Linked DNA regions of Mus musculus: region 1 is linked to region 2. A link is a contact called in ENCODE Hi-C or POLR2A ChIA-PET data. All regions are on one chromosome and are shown on one strand. Each heading gives the region's core, a stretch centred on a gene start or an enhancer-like site at or near the end of the contact. The rest is flanking DNA. Distances are from core to core; before and after follow the strand shown.

The links. Hi-C counts contacts between places; a loop is a spot of excess contacts on that map. ChIA-PET counts read pairs that join two places held with the same protein, here RNA polymerase II (POLR2A).
Region 1: a map of gastrocnemius shows a loop between it and region 2 (2.2-fold over the local background). The contact joins the promoter of Ttc24 here to the promoter of Isg20l2 in region 2. A Hi-C loop is called at or near these places in 13 of 37 maps with a recorded cell type or tissue (Patski, adrenal gland, gastrocnemius and 2 more). POLR2A ChIA-PET finds 5 or more read pairs at or near these places in 1 of 5 experiments (Patski).

Annotation. Positions count from the first base shown.
Region 1 is chr3:88,074,239-88,080,565 of GRCm38, reverse strand. Ttc24 (tetratricopeptide repeat domain 24) reads left to right here and starts at 2,262. Exons shown (of 10, transcript NM_172526.3): 1 at 2,262-2,296; 2 at 5,049-5,745; 3 at 5,912-6,115. The coding sequence starts at 5,643.
Region 2 is chr3:87,928,477-87,935,132 of GRCm38, reverse strand. It overlaps Isg20l2 (interferon stimulated exonuclease gene 20-like 2), which reads right to left and starts at 4,819. Exons shown (of 4, transcript NM_177663.4): 1 at 4,522-4,819; 2 at 2,858-3,802. The coding sequence starts at 3,649. Rrnad1 (ribosomal RNA adenine dimethylase domain containing 1) reads left to right here and starts at 4,938. Exons shown (of 8, transcript NM_153562.4): 1 at 4,938-5,277. The coding sequence starts at 5,167.

The DNA.
Region 1 (6,327 bases), core at 1,013-3,512, 150 kb before region 2:
TCTGATCCTTTAATACAGGCATCTTATAGATTCCCCCTGTAGGGCTGCTTTCCATGTGTGCCAGAGGTGTCCTTGGTTTAGTTACAGGGAGATTGATTGATTGATTGATTTCTTCATTAACTCCAGTGATGAGTTGTTAAATCTCCATGAGTTTGCATATTGACTAGAAATTTTTGGTGTCAATTTCAAGTTTTATTGCATTGTGTTCTGATAGGATATAAGGAGTTATTTCCATCTTCCTGAATATATAAAGACCTGTTTTGTGTCCCAGATATGGTCTACTTTAGAAAAGTTTCCATGCCTGGCTGAGTGGAATGTTCTGTAGATGTCTGTTAAGTCCATTAGATGTATGATGTCAATGAATTGTGTTTCTGTTTATTTTTTGTCCAGATGACACAAGAAGGGTACTGAAATCAGCTATTAATGGATTGAAGATAATTTGTCTTTAAATACAGTAGTAGACTTTTAAAAATGAAATTGGGCACCGCAGAGCTGGGTTTAGAATAGTGACATCTCTTTGGTTAATTGTCCCTTTGGTTAGGATGAAGTGTCCCCCTTATCTCTTTTGACTTGTTTTAGTTTGAGGTGTTTTGTCAGTTATTAGGATATTGATACCTGCTTCTTCCTGGTTCTGTTTGATGGAGTACTTTGTCCACCCTTTTAGCAGTGCCTATCTTTACAGCTAAGATGCATTTCTTGGCAGTAACAGATAGATGGATTTGGGGAGTTTTGTTTGATTATTTTTAAATTTTATTTATTTTATTTATAAGAGTACACTGTAGCTGTCTTCAGACACACCAGAAGAGGGTGTCAGATCTCATTACAGATGGTTGTGAGCTACCATGTGGCTGCAGAGAATTGAACTCAGGACCTCTGGAAGAGGAGTCAGTGCTCTTAACCACTGAGCCATCTCTCTAGCCCCTGGCTTTTGTCAGTCTGTGTCTTTTGAAGAGTTGATTCCACTGGCATTTAAAGTTATCATTGAAATGTATGTGTTAATCGTGACCACGTTGATTGTTGGTGCTGCTTGTATTGTCAGTGATGTGGAAGGAGATTCGAGGACATGGTGGGTGTGGCACTGAAGGGAACTGGATGCTGGTTCAGAATGACAGAGGATCTGGGAGAGAGCCCCTTAGGACCTTGGCTGAGAACACTTTCAGGCCCTCCCACCCCCGCCCCCTATTTTCCTCAAGGAAAGCCTACTGAGTATGGGACCACTCTGTGGCCTACTTGGCCTGGACAGGCTGTGCTAGCACCTCTGAAAGCCAGGCCAGAGCAGAAGCTTCAGCCTGTCTGGAGCTCAGAGATGGCCCTGGGTGCCAGGCCTGCGCAAACGCCTGTGTTGCAACTATGGTCAGTGCATCTACTTCAGGAGTCTGTTTCTGGCAATGGCCCTTCTACTTAAAAAGGCTTTTTCCTAGGCAAATGGGGAAAGGGGCAAATTTCGTTTAGTTGCAGCCACTGGTGGTAGGTTCATGGGTTGGTGAGCTGGTGAGTTAGAGATTCCTGGTGATTGTGGGGCCTCCTGTCCTCTCATTAAACACATCAAACAGAACCTGGAGTTTACAGAGTTTACAGTGCACTCATATACATAAAATAAATAATAATTTAAAAAAAAAAAAGCTTGTAGTCACCCCCTGTAGCAGATGGAGTTCTTTGGTCTGTCATGTCTCTCTCTGAAAGGGAGAGACGGAGCAGGGCTTGGTGGCACAATCTGTGATCCCAGCACTCAGGAAGGAAAGAAGGAAAGAAGATCACCACAAGAACCTACCTTAGAATTAAATTAAATTAAGAAGAGAGGATGGGGGCTCAGTGGTTAAGAGCACTGACTGCTCTTCCAAAGGTCCCGAGTTCAAATCCCAGCAACCACATGGTGGCTTGCAACCATCTGTAATGAGATCTGACACTCTCTTCTGGGGTGTCTGAAGACAGCTACAGTGTACTCACATATAATAAATAAATCTTAAAAAAAAAAAAAAAAGAAGAGAGGATGGGAAAGAACAGATGACTGTCTCATGGTAGTTTGATATATTATTTGAAGGAACTGGAAGGTGTGTCCGCAGGGATGGGGCAGCCAAGCAGGAAGGGAAACAGGTCTTAGGTGACTATGTCTGAGCACCATTAGGGTCCTCCACTAAGATAGGTTACCACAGCTGTCACTCGAAGGATTACCTGGGAGGAAAGGAGAGTGCCAGGTGTCTGGTAACACAGTTCTGCGCTCAAGGCTGCTGGGAAGTAACCTAAGCCAGCAGAACCATTCCAGAAGGCCACTGTGGAGAAAACAGGACAGACAGAGGTAAGAGGTCCTGGAGTGGGGTCCCCAAGACTGTGCAGGGGACAGTCCGGAGCCTCAAGGTGACAGCCTGGAGTGCCTCAAGGTGGGGAGCCTTATGAAGTCGGGATTTTATGTGTTTTCAGAAGCAACTCTTTCTAGTTTTCCCTCCCACCCTCCCTTCCTCCCTCCCACCCTCCCTTCCTCCCTCTCATCCTCTCTCCCTTTTCTCCACCACTAAGCCAAATCCCCAACTCCAGAGAAAATATCTTTGAAAAGCAGAAACCCTTTTGCCCCCTCTCTGTAAAAGAGAAAAAGTGGGGGTTGAGGGGGGGGTCGTTTTTCGGCTTTTTTTTTTTTTTTCAGTTTCCTGGGAAGAGAGGCAGTCCAGGAGAAATGTGCTGATGAGAAGAATCTATCTGAACTTAAGAGTTCTCTGGGGACCAAGGCGGGAACCGACTGGCAGAAAGTAGAGGAGACAATAGGAAGGGCACAGTCAATGCACACAGACGCCTCCTGGACATCAGCCTCTTCCTAACTCAGTGTCTGTTCAGCTTTGAGTGCCCGGGGCTAGTACAGCTCCTGCCACCGCTGGAGGTGGCTGTGCTGAATTCCCGTTGGTTTATAAAGCAGCAGCACGTAGGTCACAAGGCCTTGTGTAAGAGGTGAGGGGAAGCCCTGTGTATCCTGTTTGGGTTTTGTAACCCTGCTGTCCTGGACTCACTATGCAAACCAGACTGGCCTTGAACTCCCAGAGATCTGCCTGTCTTTACATCCTGAGTTGGGATTTTAAAGGTGTGTGACAGCCTTTTGTTTGTCTGTTTTGTTTTGACGGAGATGCTGGCGCTCAGATAAGCTGAGAAGACAGCTCTGAGTACTTTTTGATCTTGCAGAGACCTGAGTTCAGGTCCCAGCACCCACACCGGGCAGCTCGTAACCAAGGATGACCTCAGCTCCATGGGATTCAAAGCCTCTGGTGCACATAACCACATGTGCTCATGTACACACAATTCAAAATAACAAAAATGAGCCCTTTAGATGTTGACTAAAGAGGACCATAATCCCCAGGGAATGACAGATGGGGTGCACAGTTGAGTTCATATAGTGTCACAGAAGTGGACCTTTGAAGATGATTTTAAATTGTGTGTGTGTGTGTGTATATATATATACATATATGTATATATATATATATGTATATAAAACATACATATACATATGTATACACATATACATACATATATATATGTATACATACACATACACACACACACACACATATATATATATGCTTTTCTTATTGCTGGTCTTCCTTTCCCCTGCCCTGAAATAGGGGTTTTCTGTATATCTCTGGTTATCTAGAAGAGCAGGCTGGCCTAGATCTCAGAGGTCTACCTGCCTCTGCCTCCTGAATTCTAGGATTAAAGGTCTGTGCCACCACACCAGGCTTAAGATATTTTATTTTTAAAATGTGTATGTGTATAGGTGTATGTCAGTTCAAGTGCCTGCAGAAGCCACAAGGGTGAGTCACTTCTGTGACTCAAATTTTAAAATTCACTAACCTTTTAAAGAGAGTTTTGTTGTTGTTGTTGCTGTTGTTTTAAGAGTGTGTGTGTGTGTGTGTGTGTGTGTGTGTGTGTGTGTGTGAGTGTGTGTGTTGCCGGGCATGGCAGTGCACGCCTTTGATCCCAGCACTCGGGAGGCAGAGGCAGGTGGATTTCTGAGTTCGAGGCCAGCCTGGTCTACAAAGTGAGTTCCAGGACAGCCAAGACTATACAGAGAAACCCTGTCTTGAAAAACCAAAAAAAAAAAAAGAGAGAGAGAGAGAGAGAGTGTGTGTGTGTGTGTGTGTGTGTGTGTGTGTGTGTGTATGCATGTGTGTGTATGCGTGTGTGTATACCAAAAACTTTGGATTTCCTGGAGTTACAGTTACAGGTAGTTGTGAGCAAGCTGTCTGACCTGGATTCTGGAAACCAAATTCAGGATCTCTGGAAAAAGCAGAGTTAATTAGGCTTAATTACTAAGTCATCTCTCCAGCCCTCTTAAAAAATATTTTTATTTTATGTGTATGGCTGTTTTGCTTGCATGCATGTCCATGCACCGAGTGCATATGATGCCCTCAGAGACAAGGAGGAGTTGGATCTCCTGGAACTGGAATTACAGGTGATTGTCAGTCACCTTGTGGGCGCTGGGATCCAAACCTGAACCCTTTGCTAGAGCAACAAGTACTCTTAACTGCTGAGCCAGTGCTCCGGCCCCAACCCTTTAGTAAACTTTCATTAAAGATCTAATGCCTTCAACTCATTCCCAGGCCAGTGACAGACTGTGATAAACAGAGCATCTGGTGCAGATCAGTGTTGAGTGCTTGCCTTGAAAGTTGGGTTCAATCTCCAATGCTGGGAGTAGACATTAGGGGAAAGACTTAGGGAGGAAGAATCCTGAGAAATTACAGAAGTTTGCAGGACTTTTGATTGGTCTGGTTTTGGTTTTGGTAACATGGGGGATTGGATTCACAGAAGGCAGTGTTCAGAAAGTTACTTGGTCTGAGTCCTGACGAAGAACTTGGGAGAGTTCTAAAGAGAGAAAGTCAAAATGCTGCCCAGTGGGACACAGGAAGCAAGGTAAGAGTTCAGAGGAAAATCCTTGGTCCCTGGAGGCCAGAGGTAGAGCCAAATTTCCCTTAAGGGATCCTATTGGAGAGGTAGAGGGCGAGAACTAAGGCTGACATGCTGACCTCTCTGTTCCTGGCATCAACCCTGGGTCTTCCCCTATCCCTAAGGATAGCCACTGGAAGCTTGAGACTGTGCCAAAACCCTCAAACTGCAGGAAGAAAAAGGAGAAAAAGAAGAGGCTGCAAGAAGAAGCCAAGATCCGGAGCCTCACCAGGGATGGCCACAGGGCCTTGCATGCTGCTCAGATTCAGGAGGCCTTGGGCAGCTTCCAGAAGGCCTTCCTGCTGGCCTCCAAGGCCCCATCAACCAGAGACAGCTCCATTCTTCAAGCCTGTGCCTTTAACTTAGGGGCTGCCTATGTGGAGACTGGAGACCCAGCCACAGGTCTTGAGCTACTTCTGAGAGCCCACCCTGAAGAGAAGTCCGAAGGCTGGTGTCATGGTGACCAGTGCTTCAATGTGGCTTTAGCCCATCACGCCCTTGGTGACCTGACTCAAGCTTTGGACTGGTACCACAGGGCTCTGGTCCATTACCAACCACAGGGCTACCATGGGGAGGCACAGGCAAAAATAGGAGCCTGCTATCAGGCCCTGGGATGGCCTAAGCAAGCAGCCTGCAGTTTACAGGAAGCAAGCCAGGCCTATGCCCATGCAGGCCAGCTCTGGGATGCAGCCTTGGCTCAGGTGGCTGCCGTGAGATGTATGCTGAGCAGTCGGCAGTATGGACTGAGTGATGTGCTGCGGGCTCTGGAGGAGAGCCGCAAGCTTGCTGATGCTGACCGGAGCACCGACCAGGGACTGCTAGGTGAGCCTTAGTAAACAAGGTGTGGGCTCTAAAGAGGTGCTGAGCCTAAGCTCGGTGGTGTCCTGGGGGCTGGGGAATCTGGAGGAGTGAGTGGGTCAGAAGCTATACCGTTACAGCCTTAGCTATGGCCCATCTGGCCATCAGTGACTTTGGTTCTATTCTCCAGGGCCATTCTACAATGATCTAGGCATGGGTTACTTCCAACTCCAACTGTTCCCTCTGGCAGTAGAGGCCTTCCTGCAGGCCCTACCCCTGTGTCGACAGCCATCAGAGCAGGCTACAGTGCTTCAAAATCTTGGAATGACCCACAATGTCCTTGGCAACTATTGGGAAGCCCAGGAGTTTCACCAGAAGGCTGCAAGTCTGCATGGTGGGTCCCAGGGACTGGGGACTGGGGCCAAGACTAAAGGATTAAAAAGAGGTTTCAGGCTTGGAGAGGATACATATACATCATATATGCATGTGTGTGCATACACACACACACACACCACATTTCTGGAGTGCTTGCCCAGCATACACAAAGCTCTGATTTGGTTCCCAGCACCACATAGACCCAGTGCAGTGGTGCTCATCTGCAGTCTC
Region 2 (6,656 bases), core at 3,570-6,069:
AGCAAAACTTTTCTGCAACACGTGGCACTGATTTTTAGGGCATTAAAAAAATGCAAAAAATAAGGGGGTAATGGGGGCTTGCATGAAGGCCATTTAAGGGGAGGTCATGTGTGACAGACAGGAGTGGTGCCCTTTCAAGGAGGCTCCTGCACAAAGCTGTAAAGGTGAAACCTAAGTTACAATGGAGGATCTGGGGCTTTGGAAATGCCAGGACCACAGTGTACTTGTCAAGTACACTACAGGCACAAAGTGAAGCTAGCCCAACAGAGGGGCTCTGTGTGCTACAGGCAGGAGAGCTGCAAGGGCCAGCCTACAGCCTATAGCCTGGCAGTCCAGATAATGTGATGACCAGTGCAGAGTGCTGGACATGGAACTGGAGGCTCTGGTGTTTGCCCCGTTGTCTTTTCCAGCTATGCCATGCATTTCCTCCAAATGCCACAAGGCTTACGGTCCTGGATGCTCTAAGCAAGCCTGGAGGGAGGAGCAAGGCAGCGAGCAATTCCATGGCCTCGTCTTCAGTTCCTGCCTCCAGGTTTCTGCCTTGAATCCTGCTCTGATTTCTTCTTGGACTACAATTGTAAGCTAAAATAAACCCTTCCCTCCCCAAGTTGCTTTTAGTCAAAGTGTTTTTATCACAGCAATAGAACCTCTAAGAGAAGCCAGACAGTGGTGGTGCACACCTTTAATCTCAGCACCTGGGAGGCAGAGGCAGGCGGATTTCTGAGTTCAAGGCCAGCCTGGTCTACAGAGTGAGCCAGGACTATACAAAGAAGCCCTGTCTCAATAAAACCGAAAAGGAAAAAAAAAAGAGAGAGAGAAAGAAACTGGTTCTAGGTTGTCGGGTATTGCTGATGTAACACTAACCATGTGTTTTGGGGAGGATTGAAAAAGGACTTTGGAAGTTGGCACTGGAAAACCACCTAGTGTTCAAAGCTTAACGAGCTGTTGTGCAAACTTAGAGGAAGAATAATGCTGAGAGCAGTGCAGAGGATGAAGGCCTGGCTTGTAAAGTTTCAGAGAGAAGGTTGAAAGTTCCTTAAAGATTCTATTAAGGGCAGGCATAGCAGCGCATACCTTCCTTCTCAGCATTTGAGAAGCAGGGGCAAGACTGTCTCCGAGTTCATGGCCAGCCTACGAGATCGTGAGTCTCTGAACAGGACGCTTAAGCTGTGTAATGTTGGACTTTCTTTTCCTTTGACTGTGACTGTATCTATCCTGGCTCTTTTCTCTTGAAATAAAATACTTAACCTGTTTTTGATTTTCCAAGAACCCATAGTTATAAGACCTTAAAGAAATCAGGAATTCTAAAGACTTTAGATATTTAAGACTTTAAACTTTTTAAGTGTTTGAACTTTTAAAGACTATGGGACTTTTATTAAAGTTTGGAGTAAGTTTTATATTGTAATATTGATATTACTATGACATCTTGGGGACAACAAGAAAGGAAAGGTTGATTTAACAATGATATGTTTGTTAAGGTGACCAGGGTCAACTACTTAGTCATCTTGAGACATTTACCTGAGAAGAGAGAACCTTATTTGAGAAAATGTCTCCACTTGTCTGTAGACAAGTCTGTGCTGCCTTCTCTTTATGGTGACTGAAGCAAGTGCTGCCATCCCCAGACAGGTATTTCAAGAAAGCAGGCCGAACAAGCCAGGAGGGAGCAAACCAGCAGCAGCATTCCTTCATGGCTTCAGCCATGGAGTTCCGGCCTTGAGTGCCCACTCTAACTTCCCTCATGCTGGACTATTACTGAAATAAACCCTTCCTTCCCTCTTAAGGCTGCTTTTGGTCGTGGTGTTTTATCATAGCAATAGAAACCCTGACTAAGGGCTGGTGAGATGGCTCAGTGGGTAAGAGCACCCGACTACTCTTCCAAAGGTCCAGAGTTCAAATCCCAGCAACCACATGGTGGCTCACAACCATCCGTAACAAGATCTGACTCCCTCTTCAGGTGTGTCTGAAGACAGCTACAGTGTACTTACATATAATAATAAATAAATCTAAAAAAAAAAGATTATTTAAAAAAAAAAAAGAAACCCTGACTAAGACAGCTGGGCTCTACGGATTCCGGATTCAGTTGTTATGCTCGTGTAGCACGCACTTTTTGTGTAAACTTGGTTTTGAGACAGGATCTCACCTTGTAACTCGAAACTGACCTGGAACTCACAGAGATCCACCCATCTCTACCTCCCAAGTACTGGCTTTAAAACTGTGCTCCGCTGGGCAGTGGTAGCACACGCCTTTAATCCCAGCACTTGGGAGGCAGAGGCAGGCAGATTTCTGAGTTCGAGGCCAGCCTGGTCTACAGAGTGAGTTCCAGGACAGCCAGGGCTACACAGAGAAACTCTGTCTCAAAAAAAAAAAAAAAGGTGTGCTCCACCACACTCAGCCTTTGTTTTGTTTTCTGATGTGCTGGGGCTCACAGGTAAGAGTCTGCCTAAGCTTCAGAGACTCTGTTTAGACTGTTCGAAACGTTTGAAATTGAACTAAATCCAGTCCATAAATTTGTATTATAGGATAACTATGAGCTTATGAGGACCAAGGATGGAAAGTTTGGCTAAAAAGTATGATGTTTGGTCATAAGTTGACAGGGATGGACTTGTGACACAACTGTCTACTTAATAGAATTATACTAGAAGGCAAAGTTGAGCATGTCTGTGAGCTTTCAGATTGGGTCAACTGAGGTGGTAGGATCCATGTAAAAAAGAAACTAATCCTTACTCCAATAGGAAGCCTTCCTAATCACGTGACATTATTCTCCCTCCCTTTACCATCCTTTGACACCTCCCCAGAATATCACTTGCTGAAAGTCCTCTCCAGACCTCTCTCTACTGTCTCGACCCACGCTCCTCACCTGACTCCGAGCAGTCTTAAAGGGTGTAGCGTTAACCATGTGGCACTTCCGGATGCCACTCCATCTGGTCCGGTAGTTGACGATGTAGCAGGGGGGGAGGACGTACTCATCGTACAGCACATCACCATTGTAATTTACAATGCTGCATCGAGCCAGGGAACTAACGCGTCCCTTGGGTCCTGTGCCCACCATTTCACAGTCTATTGCCACCATCTTCCCTGGCAAGTTTTGGGGGACTGTAGGGCACTTATCTTCAGAACGAGCTTGGGTGGAGTTCGGTACAGCATTTTTCTTCAAGGGCTTCTTCTTGGAGCCTTTATCCTTTGACTGAGCTTGGGTGGAGTTCTCTGTAGCAATTTTCTTTTTCAAGGACTTCTTCTTGGAGCCCTTCTTCTGGGTGCTCTTAGTCTTTGGAAGGGCACTCTGAAACTCCCCTAGCAAATCTATTTTAGACACAACAGAAGCAGTCTTCTTTGAAGGAGCAGGGGTCAGCCAAGACAATGGTGCTTTCTTGTCTTTGGACTGCTCTGAGTCCCTCTTGGAGGCAGCTGCCTCTTTCTTCTTTGGGCATGGAAGGATCTTCAAAATGCCATCTACTCTTGAAGTTTCCCCTTTCTTTGGAGGTTCTGAGTTCAACTTAGACACCTTGTTAGGGGGTTGGTTCTTTTTATTCAGAAATCCTTTCTGTTCCAAGAACCTTCGCTTCTTGACAAAGCGTTGATGTTTGGCATTTCCTCCAAATGCCTTTTTCGAAGGTTGCCCAAAGTCTAAATTCAGGAGTATGGTAGACATGAGATCAGTGGATGGTGGGAGGAAGCTGGGAAGAATGGCTCACTGATAGCAAAAGGATGAGAGGCTCATCCTCTGTGGAATCCCATAGTTCAACATGTGGAGGTCTGCAATCAGCCTTGGGGACAAAGTAATCCTGATTCCCGCACCATAGGCCTGAGAGAAAAGAAGATCAGTTCTGGAAGACATAAGTGATAACTTCCACAAGCCCCAAAGCCCGGCTAACTACTGAAGCCTCCACAATTCACCTTTAGGTTGGTCTTAAAAGGGTTATTTCCCTTCTCCGGATCTCTGTGCCATTTTAAAAACTAAAGATGCTGGGGCTGGAGAAACGCCTTAGTAGTTATAACCTTGTTGCTCTCGCAGAGATATTAAGTTCAGTTCCAGGCACCCACGTTGTAGTAGTTCACAGCATCTGTACCTCCAGCTTCAGAAAAAACTAGATGCCTTCCGATCTCTGCAGGCCCCGGGCAATTAAACGATACACATACATAAATACAAACAAAACACTCAGACAAATAATAAATCTAATTACATAAAATGAGGGTGCTGAGGCTGCGGATAAAAAGATGTGGGACCCACGGAGATCGACTCTATCATGTCTATGAAGTCAAAACAAGGGCGTCAGATGAGACTTTTAAGTACCAGTGGTGAGAAGAAACAACACAAATACCCTCTGGATCACCCAGGAATTCTCAGCGTGCTACGAAATGAAGACCAAATCCAGGTGTCGCGCTCCCTCGGCTCCACGTGGGGGCGATCTCCTCACATACCTTACCTGTCTCCCACAGTAAGGACACAGTGGAGGGCCAGCCACCTCGGCCACCACATTCTTGACGATCCACGAACTATTCCCGAACACCCTATACACCTACCTCCAAGTTGGTTCCCCACTAAGATCGCAAGCGTCCGAAGCCGGATGCAGGCGCAGGCGCGCGCCGACGTATGCCGGGACGGCAAGAACGCGGGCGACAACGGGAAGGCGGCCGGCGCGCACGCGCCCGCAGCGCCCCCACCTCAGGCAGCGAGGCCAGCGACTCGGAGTGCGTGAGCAGCGGGAACGGCGGTGGCGGCGGCGGCGGCGTGGGTGGGGGCGGGGGCGGGATGCGCTCCCCGGCCCCTCGGGCCCCGTGGAGGTACAACTCGAAGGTGGTGGGCCGCGGGAAGCGGAACAGAGTGCGCCGGAACCGTGGTCCCACTTCCGGGAGGGAGGGTGGGACCTGCAGCTGACCCCCTCGCCGTAAGCTGGTGCTGGGCGCGCTTCTGTGACGTCTCCGAGTCCCCTGCGGCTGCGCAAATGGCTTGGCCCAGTGGAAGTCGTGACGTTGGGCAAGTGCGCCTTGTTCTAAGGATTTGTAATAGGACGGGATCGCCCTGAGAGGTGTCGTCGGGCGGGTTCGGAGTTCTTGCTTTGCGTCGGGCGTGCAGAATTGAGTCCGGTTTGGGTTGCATGGTTTCGTGGTACCGACCTTGTGTCTCCTCACCTCCTCCCTCCTTGCACCGACATTTCACGCCACAGGATGCGGGGCGTTTCAGCCCATGGCCTCTCGCATGAGGAGAGAAGGCAACTGGCTGTGGACCTCACCCGCGTCCTAGCTCACTACCGTTCCATCCTGGACGCCTACATCATCGTGAGGCCACCGGGCTGAGGGCGGGGTGCTTCTTGGGGGGCGGGGGGTGAATAGGAGCCCACTGCAGAGAAAATGTGGAGACAGCTTTTATCTCTTCCTAATAAGGAACGCGTTGACTACTAGAATACTTTTCACCCAGCCTTCTGACTCTAATACTTAAGTTTTGTTTGTTTCATTTGAAACCCCACAACCAACATTTGGCCATGCTACAGTTGCATAGAAACATACGAGAAACGAGATGTTCCATAGGATATCCTCCACTAAAGGCAATAAAGAGTGGGTTGGGGAAGAGGAAGTGCTTGGCCAAATGTGGTGTACCCTTGTAATCCTGTCACCTAAGAAGTAGATGCAGGAGAATCGGGAGTAAAAGGTTCCCCTGGGCTACAAAACAAGTTCTAGGGCAGCCTGGACTGGACGATGTTACTTTAAAAAAGGAGGGGAGGGAAACAAAACAGGGCAGACATACATAAAGTTACCTTTCTGTAATCTCGCCCCTCAGAAGACTAAGGCAGAATTGTCTTGACTTGCAGCCAGCTTAACGAGTGTTGAGACATGTCTCATTTCCCCCCAACTCCCCCCCACACACACAGAAGAGCACCAGCAAGGCTTGTGGGTGGGGTGATTCTCAACCTTCGTGATCCTACATCCATCCATTTAGTACAGTTCCTCATGTTGTGATCTCCAACTATAAAAGTATCTTTTGTTGCTACTCTGTAACTGTAATTTTACTACTGTTATGAATCGTAAATACCTGATATGCGGGATAGCTGAAGTGTGAACCCCCAAAGAGGTCCCAACCTACAGGTTGAGAACCGCTGTTTTAGGGTAAATGTTTGTCTAGGACTAACAAGATGGCTATGTGGTTAAAAGCATTTTTGTTTGTTTGTTTTTTGTTTTTTCGAGACAGGGTTTCTCTGTATAGCCCTGGCTGTCCTGGAACTCACTTTGTAGACCAGACTGGCCTCGAACTCAGAAATCCACCTGCCTCTGCCTCTGGAGTGCTGGGATTAAAGGCATGCGCCACCACGCCCACGCCCGGCTTCCTAACAAGGCTTTTAATTGCTCCTTAATTAGTTCATTATTTTCAGATGGGTACTCACTATGTTGAAATATCTCATGGAGATATTCTGGCCTTTGCCACCTGAGTGCTGGGATCCTTTAATAATAGACACCATACCTGGCCCCCACAGCCCCAGAATTTTAAAAGAACAAATGAATGAATTAAAATACACAGCTGTCTGGACCATAAAATAGCAGGTTACTAAATAGTTACCTGTTAATGCTGTGGTGAGATCATGCTAGTGATGCATGATTTAAAAAAAGAAAAGAAAAGAGACATTGGTCATGCTGGAGAGATGGCTTAGGGGTCAAGAGATTTT